Linked DNA regions of Homo sapiens: region 2 is linked to region 1. Evidence: read pairs that join two places in POLR2A ChIA-PET (ENCODE). Cell type or tissue: CD4-positive, alpha-beta T cell. All regions are shown on one strand. Each heading gives the region's core, and the rest is flanking DNA. Links, peaks and the distances in the headings are about the cores only.

Region 1 (4,539 bases), core at 263-4,262:
TTCTCATGTGTAAAATGAGTAGTGGGTCTGGAATCCTAATAAATCTAAATTCAATGTGAAGGTCTCAAAAAGACCAAACTCTCTGAGCTACAAAATAAAACTGATTTATGCTAACTTTGACTACTAAGTGATGGACTGAGCTCTGATTATAGAATTTATCATAATTATATAATTTTTGCCAAGCCTAAAATAATAATTCTCACTTCTTAAAAACATTCCTCCAAGATGAAACAGATTGAAATTCACTTTACTCGATCTCTCTCTCTATTTAGAAGAATAACTTCAATACTTAAGATAGATAACTCAGCCAAGGCATGGTGGCTCACACCTGTAATCCCAACACTTTGGGGTGCCGAGGTGGGAGGACTGCTTCAGCTCAGGACTTTGAAACCAGCCCGGGAAATATAGTGAGACCCGATCTGCATTGTGTAAATAAAAAAATTATTTATTAGAAAAAAGAGAAATTAAGATAACTCGACTGTGACTACTCTGAAAGATGGTATCTGCGGGAATAGGCATATTTGACTATGAGAAAGAGACAAATTAATTCTTTAACATATATTCTGAAGAAGCTGAAGATGTATATGCAGTAAGTATATCATTCTAAAGATACTTAAGTTTTTTTGGAATTTGGTAAAAATCAAAGAAAATCAGAGTTGACCGTAGCAAAATAAAATTATAGGTATGGAAGATCTTTTTGATGAACTGGAAATGTATCCCTTTAAGCACTAAAACTCAATTTTAACTATTTTTGATACCCTTTTGAAACTTCATTATCCACTTTCCTGAGTTATTAAACAGCATATGGATCAATGCAATCTTGGCTTGATGGCTTTAGGTGGTGACCAGTAACAGCAATAATCACAAGCAGCATTTGTTGTGTGCCCACTTCATGTCTGATACCATTCTAAGTGCTTTACTATCACATTTAAGCCTCAGGATCCAACAAAGTGGGTACTATTAACCTCATTTTACAAATGAGGAAACTAAAGTTCTGAGAGATTAAGTAATTTGCAGACGGTCACAAAGCAAGAGAATGGTAGAGGCCAGATTCAGACCCACGTTATCTGAGTCCAGATCCACCCTTCTAACCACTACATTGCTTCAAATGGATGGATCAGAGACAGGTAAGTGCATCCCAAAAGAGAATCGCCAGAACCTACTTGGGTGGAGAGAATTGCCCATAGATTGGTGTGATTTTTACATGTCTACTTTTAAAACAATCATCCTTTAGGTTAGCTGTCATTCTTCTATTATCCATGGTGCAATATCAGAAGAGCACACACATTTATAATTTTAAAGCAGCCCTTCTAGTCATCACATGTCCCTTCTCTGGGTGATCCCCTTTCACCCTTTGTATATACAGTAACTCACTCTCTTCTTCTCTCCCTTCCTTCTTCTTCCCCACTTTTCCTCATAAAGAATGTTTAACTGAATGATTACAAATGCCTGTGCTTCTTGGAGAGATCTTTATAAAGAAAACAAGATGTCCTATCAAGCTTTCCCCGGGTGTCTTTACAAAGAAGAAGATTTCTAAACCATGCCACTGGTAAGATTTTTAAAAATTACTATAATTGACTTAAAAACTACTTTGATCCATCGTTGGCTGAAAAAAAAAAAAAGAAAAACCACCAACTTAGTATAAGGTCAAATTTATAATAATGCAGAATTGTATGTTTTCTGTACTCTCTATTAGGGTCTGCAAATAGTAAGCACGGATAATTTATACAATTCTTTGGGGTTTTATTTAGGAGACAAACCATGTGGGAGACAATGCGCAACACTCACAGAAGACTGGGGCTTCCCTCTGCAACTCAACTCTGCCACTAGCTGGTGATGTGATTTCCAGAATGATCTTTGTGTCTTGGTTGCCTCTACTGTAAAATGAATGAGCTACCTCTCAGATCTCATTCAGATGCAATACCTTACGACTCGGAGCATACACTTAGTTTTAAAATCTGAGATTTAAAGTTATCATGGCATAATTTGCAGAGTTTGTGTAAAGGGCCTTTTAACAGATTGAGAGGTTGGGGGTGGGGATAAGATATAGTTCAATCACTGAACACCAAGCAAGGAACTAGGCTAAGAATACTGAGGGAAAAGTCAAGACTTATTTCCTCAAAGAGGGAATCTCTTCCCTAAACTACCAAACAGGTATCTTGTTTATTATTTTCGTCTACTTGGCGGGGAGGTTGTTTTGCCACTCGTTTCACAGTATCTCTGGAGCCCACAGTGGCTGTTCCTATTTTGACTAATCAAACCCTTCTTTGACCAACATACACAAGATTATAAAGAAAGAAATTTAAAAGACCACAGGTGCTTGACTGGGTTAGGAGGTATAACCAGGTTCCAGTGCAATTCTGATCTACCCTGTGTATTCAGCCCTCATCCCTCACACGGATCTGCAGGCATTCCTCCCCTCTGACCTTCGGACACATGCTTAAAATTCTCTTCAATGAAAAATTTGTACCACCACAGCTTATGAAATAATCTGATTCAAATATGTAAGTTCTTCAATGAATTCCAACCAATTCAGATCTCATACAAATGCATTTTGTGTAATACTAAGATAAATTTTTCAAGATGGTTTAGTTCATTAGCTCACCTAAGAAGTACAGATAGATGCATTTGTTTGAAAATATTTTTTAAAACCTCTTTTCACACTTTTAACTAGTTTCTAAGTCCCATATACATAAGAAGCTCCTTTATATGAATCCCAGTTGCCTTGATAAGAGGAAGACAGAATATTCTAGGAGAAACTATCAACAGCTTACAGAAAATGAAGCTGAACATAATTAACTACCCATTACTGTATATATGTATTTTTTTGCTTTTGTATATTAACAGTCAGCACCTACTCCAGTACTTAAACTGTTGAAAACTAACCTACTTGTTAAGGAGAGAAAAACCTTCACAAACACTCCATGTCCTCCCTGCTCTGGGGAAGGGCCTCTGGGTGGAGCAATCCCACACTAGCCTATGTTCAGTAGGGAATGTGTCACGGCACAGTGGCACAGGCAAGCAACCTAAGGATGTTGAAGCTTCTTGGGTCAGGTCTCCAAATCATGGCTTTTATTATTTTGTAAATATTATTTTCCACCCCAGAACTACCCATAAAAATAAACTGGAAAGTTAAGTGTCAAAATAAAAGTGTTTTGTTTTAACCTGCCAAGGCAGATTATTCTCACATCTGATCTTTACCAAAAGGGTATAAACTGTCAATAGTTAATATAAATTATAGGCTATATGCCTAAGGCTAGCATAAAGTATAATAAATGTGAATTTTAACTACTAGCCATCAATATGAAAATGTTCTTTAAATTCATGATTACACAAATAGGTCTGGAATAAAATACTAAAGTCTTGTTTTAGAACTGAGAGAAGAAAACTGTGACCCCACAGGTGCAGGGTCCTAAAGCCTTACATGACAAATCTAAGGCTGCCAGTCTGCACATACCCCTAACCCCCACTTAGGTTGGTGAGGATTCCAGCCTGAGAAGAAAGGAGTCCCCTCTGACAACCTGACTGTCTTTAGCCCCAGCCCCTATTACTCAGGTCTCCCCTTAATTTCAGAAAAACGAAAAAAAAAGTCATCCTCCAAATTGGATTAAGGTTCTAATCCTAAAGGACAGCACAGGCTAATTGAGAAAATGGGAGAGGTTGAGGGGGGGGCGGAGCGGGGGAGAAGGGAAGCTAAAAATGATTTCTGATTAAAAAAAAAAGTAAATGGACTATTTTTCTAAAACTTCCATGCTGCTATTTTAACTTTTGTGCTTCATTATTCTAACACTGCTTTTTAAAGCTAAGGACAACCTGAGTACAATTTTAAGATCAAACTCATGAAAATAAATATACACTATGTATGTATCATAAATCTCAGAGAAATCCCAGGGTTAATTTACAAAATTTTAACAGAGGTGAAGGGAGGAAGATCTTAATTCTATTTTGAAGTTTTACATCAAAGATTCATCATCCATCAAATCAGTAGTGGAAAGCATTTAACATTTTTTGTGAAGCATTCTGTACAATGACCTATTTGAAATTAACAGAGTATCTCCCCTAAGACACGAAGTTGTTAAAAATCTACTGCAGTACTAGTAACATAAATGTGCCATAGATATAAAAAATAGTATTGACTGACTTTGAACCAAGTACAAAATAACAGGTTGACTCAAATTACAATCCAGTCTTCCAACATGTTAGACTTGAGTGCACTTTCTAAATTTTAACTATAAGTGTTGGTGCATTCAGGTGTGATAGAGAACCTAAGTATAAAGAGAATTAGAAAATACAGGAACAGGTCAGGCATGGTGGCTCATACCTGTAATCCCAGCACTTTGAGAGGCCAGGCAGGTCGATCACTTGAGGTCAAGTTCGTGACCAGCCTGGCCAACATGGTGAAACCCCGTCTCTACTAAAAATACAAAAATTAGCTGGGTGTGGTGGCACGTGCCTGTAATCCCAGCTACTTGGGAGGCTGAGGCAGGAGAATTGCTTGAACCCAGGAGGCAGAGGTTGGAGTGAGCTGAGATCACCCCA
Region 2 (4,224 bases), core at 1-4,000, 50 kb before region 1:
TATTTGTGTAAACATAATGGGGCCAGGGCATTTTTTTTTTCTGCTCTGCATTCTCCTTTATTTTATTCATTTGTCTGCTTTTTCTTCCTGAAAGGCTATTCAGCCTATACTTAGGCTGGTACTTCAACATTAGTCTAGGAATCTTTTCATCATGATGCACAACTGGACTGCAAATAGGATTTGAAGTCTGAGGACCTGGGTTCTAGTGCTGGTTTCCAACTTTTTGCCTTTGGCTTGGGATTGTTCTTCTCATCTCTGAGAAGATATTTCATCTTCGCATAAAGGACATGATAATAATCATGTATGTTATACCATGCTGAAATAGCCCTTATTTACACCAATAATAGCTTGCTTTTATTATTTACAACGTGCCAGGTCCTGTGCTAATGTCTTTATATAGACTCTTTTAGTCCTCACAATGACCTTATGAATTAATTACTATTCTTATATCCATTTTAAAATGTTGAAGCTGAGACTTATAGTGGTTAATGTGACTTTTTGAAGTTCAGACAACTAATAATTGGTAGAAGCAGGATTTGAACTTGAGTACTGTGGCTCCTGATTCAGGGCTCTGCTATTCTGACTTCTATATACCTCACAGGATAATGCACCAAGTCTCTTTATTCATGGTCATATAATTAGTAATTACTGCTAATATTTTATACTTGATTAGTAAATAGATCTGTCTTACATTCTGTTACTAGGTAAGTTAGAATAGCTAACCTACTATTTAGATTATAAAGCACATTTCAAGCTTTAGTTAGCTTCTTTTCATGTTCATTGGGCCTACTGCACTTTTGCCTAACATCAAACCATTCACTAATAATCATGGGACTCACAGCAATTTATAATATATGGAGTCAATATCTGGCAAATAAACTTAGTCAAAATCATGGGATATTATTTCCTTTAACAAGCATTTATTAAGCAACTACTATGTGCCAGACCCTGTCCTAGGTGATAGGGAAATGGCAATAAGGACTGATAAGGTCCTCAAGCTCACTTGAGTCTACATTTTAGTGGGATAAAATATTTCCAGAAAAAAAAGGAGGTATGTATTAATTTTATCCTTACATGCTCTCTGTAAAAAGGTTTAAGAATCTAACAATTAAAGTCAAGTAATTGCTTAAGTTAAAAAAATTCAAAAAAATTCCTATAAAAGGACAATTATGAAAACAAGTTAGGAGACAGAATTACTAAGTCAAAGTTAGGCAAAAACATCACAAAATAAGACTGGTGTGTTTAACTGTATTTTATAATTTGTAATGTGCACCTGATATAATCTGATTAAAAGTACTATATATAGGTGTAATTTAACTTTGAGGTCTATCACTCTGAATGAATTTTACATAAATATTGGCAAAGGCTTTAATATTCTACAAAATTACTGATAAGGAAAAGCGAAGCTAACCCATGTATTTAGTTTGGTTCACGTGACTACGTTTCCTATGTTTAAGAGTAATAATATCTAATAATAAAATCTAATAAACTTAAACCCTCAAATCATATTCCTCTCAATTAGTACTTGTGTTTTTCAGTTTTTAAACCTGGTAACAGTTTCCCACATTTCTGCCTATTGAAGACTGTTAAGATGATCTTATATTCTTATTCTGGCTATAGGTTCTTGACATAATGCATTTTCTCTTCCTGCCGTGAAAATTTTGGATAATCAAGACCTTTATGTAGACATCCGATAAAAATTATTCCAAGGTGAAGGTCTGAGTCATGTCAAACACTGCCAGAAATATATCTTCAGCTAGACATCAATCAACTGTTGGATGCAGTTATTCAACCAGTTATTGATCCAATTACATATTCTAAAACCTAAATTCTATTTATCTTGTACTGTACGATATTGAGAAATGACCCTGCAAGGTGCCATACTCAAGGTCACTTGCTATGGCTTTGGATTTCATGGATCTAATAGTCTGTCCAGTGAGCCTGTTTAAGAAGCAAATCTGGTTTGTTAGTTAATCCATGAAGGATACCAGTGACTGCTATGTCCTTGTCTTTAATAAATCTTGCTCTGGAACATCACACCACCACCATCACTAGTTCTCAAGTCACCATCTTCTCTGTTTGAAAACCAGAACCACATTCGAATTTCCAACATATAATTCTTTCTCTCTCCTTTTCAAAGTTAAGTTTAAATAATTTAGAAACCTTAATTTGAGGTCTCTTTCAGTATTCTAGGTTGTATTATGTTTTTAGGCCAAAAGATTGAAATTTAGACCCTTTAGTTAACTCTTTATAGATTCGTAGATGAAAAGGACTAAGAAGATAAAAATTCTCCCACCACACCAAATTGGTTGGCTATCCTGCAGAAATCAGAAAGACCTGGGATTGAAGGCTGATTTGGAAGCCATCTGAGTTTGAGGTCCCAGATAACTAATTTATTCTGAGTCTTGGTTTTGTCATACGTAGAAAGGGACAATGAATTCCTCCATGATGTAAAGCAATGTACACAATAGCTGGTAACGCACTCATCAGACACTCAATAGACAGCTGTTGCCACTACCACTGTGCAGCTCAGCCTAAACGAACTAAAACCTACCTTCCCAGGGTCACTGGAAAATCAGAAACTTTAGAATCATAAATACTCATCTTCTTTGGCCCATATGAGGTCTTATTTCTCAAGGGCTTAAAAATCCTCTTTTGAAATATAGAAGTTGACCAACTTCCTTTGGGGCTTGATATATTTTGTATGAAATCTGGATTTTCAAAAGTGAATTTCTACAAATGAGGGTCTCAGGCCATTTTTATAAACTTCTGATTCTAATTTCCATTAAATAATAAATTTAAATGAATACATTCTTATTAATAGTCATAATGTTCTAAAAGTTTTCTACCGACTTACCCTAATGACAGAGGGGGTATTTGCAGCAGGGGGAAGACAGTAGGCAGACAAAGCAGCCTGTAACACTAAATCTTGTGAGATTTATCCTAACAATTAATGTGAATTTTGCAGTCTACCTATCTGAGTTTGTTTTAAAATAAAAGTAACTTCCCTTTTAAATCTTTAGGATTGCATTCCAGTATGCCCCATGTATTCAGTGGCTTCTAGTACACAGTCTTACATCAGTGGCAGTTTAAGAAGTACATCCCGTCTTTTATTTAAATTCCATGTACCTATTAGTTAATGTCAACTGATAAGCAAGAGGAGATTGGAAGTTTTTGGTTAAGACCAACCAATAAAAAAATCAGAATTGGAGAAATTGTTCTTTCATTTTGATTTACTTATAGCAATGACCACTTAATCAAAGAACACACTGAACCAGATTCATCTAAATTGAATTCATATAAATTGAATAAAATACATGGTATGCCTAAATTTACACCTAAAATCAAGAGATGAGTATTACAAATCATGAAAAAATTATGCCTCAGTACTAATCTCTATTATTGTCTTGGGTGTTTGAGATTGATAACTTCCACCTTAGATCTATCCCTTTTCCATATGTTTTTGTCTACTCATTTACTATACATGTATGTAAATTTACGAGATAAAGTGACAAAGACTGCTAACATGAAAAAGAGAGTCTAATATATAAATTATTTTGTATGCTTCCCTCCTTCAATCCTAACATCATGCTCCATCTCTCTGCAAAGAAAGGCTTTTTCTAAACCAACATACCATGAGATCATGGACAGGAAGTATCTAACCCCATCTAGGCAACAGAGAAAATGAACACGTCAAAATCTGTTTCCAAATGAGTACCTGAAAGACCAACCTCTTCACACTAGACAAGACAGCACTTTAAACAACTCTGAAATTTGATATTTTTATAGGCAACTTATTCACCAAAATTAGCTATACGATGACGTATTTTAATAGATTTCACTAAGTGAAATAACAGGCTTGACAATGAAAATAACAAATTTTAGTTTTGGAGCAGATTCAGCCAGTTTCCTTTTGCTTGAGGAGCTATATCGAGATGCAAGCTCGAGGAACAGATAATAAATTGTTTCTTTGGATCTTCAAGCCTTATGATGTTTATTTAGAGTCACACTTATATTAGAATTCTCCTTATTATCTTATGATTCCATACAGCATGACAGATCTGATTGATTGCATTAAATGGAAAAATATTTCTTGGAAAAGAACTTATCAGACATATTTAAATTCTATTCTGAGTGTTTGATTTTCAGAGTGAACTAAAAGTGTAATAGTTTTTGTTTTTAAAAGGACAATTCTCCGATCTCTACAATCAGAGACTACTCTTT

The links. Peaks named below come from ENCODE experiments on the same cell type or tissue, not always from the same donor. Only the 100,000 strongest peaks of a DNase experiment are listed, where the experiment ranks them.
Region 2: POLR2A ChIA-PET joins it to region 1 with 5 read pairs; 5 of 35 experiments call an interaction of 5 or more read pairs at or near these places.

The regions. Positions count from the first base shown.
Region 1 is chr6:119,341,528-119,346,066 of GRCh38, forward strand. All of the region lies in intron 2 of MAN1A1 (mannosidase alpha class 1A member 1), which reads right to left. Among named protein-coding and RNA genes, the nearest start is that of MAN1A1, 6.0 kb to the right of the region's middle. In CD4-positive, alpha-beta T cell, for the core only: no CTCF peak of the experiment used is centred there; a DNase peak (open chromatin) is centred at 1,824.
Region 2 is chr6:119,291,498-119,295,721 of GRCh38, forward strand. The region is part of intron 4 of MAN1A1 (mannosidase alpha class 1A member 1); the gene reads right to left. Among named protein-coding and RNA genes, the nearest start is that of MAN1A1, 56 kb to the right of the region's middle. In CD4-positive, alpha-beta T cell, for the core only: no CTCF peak of the experiment used is centred there; no DNase peak of the experiment used is centred there.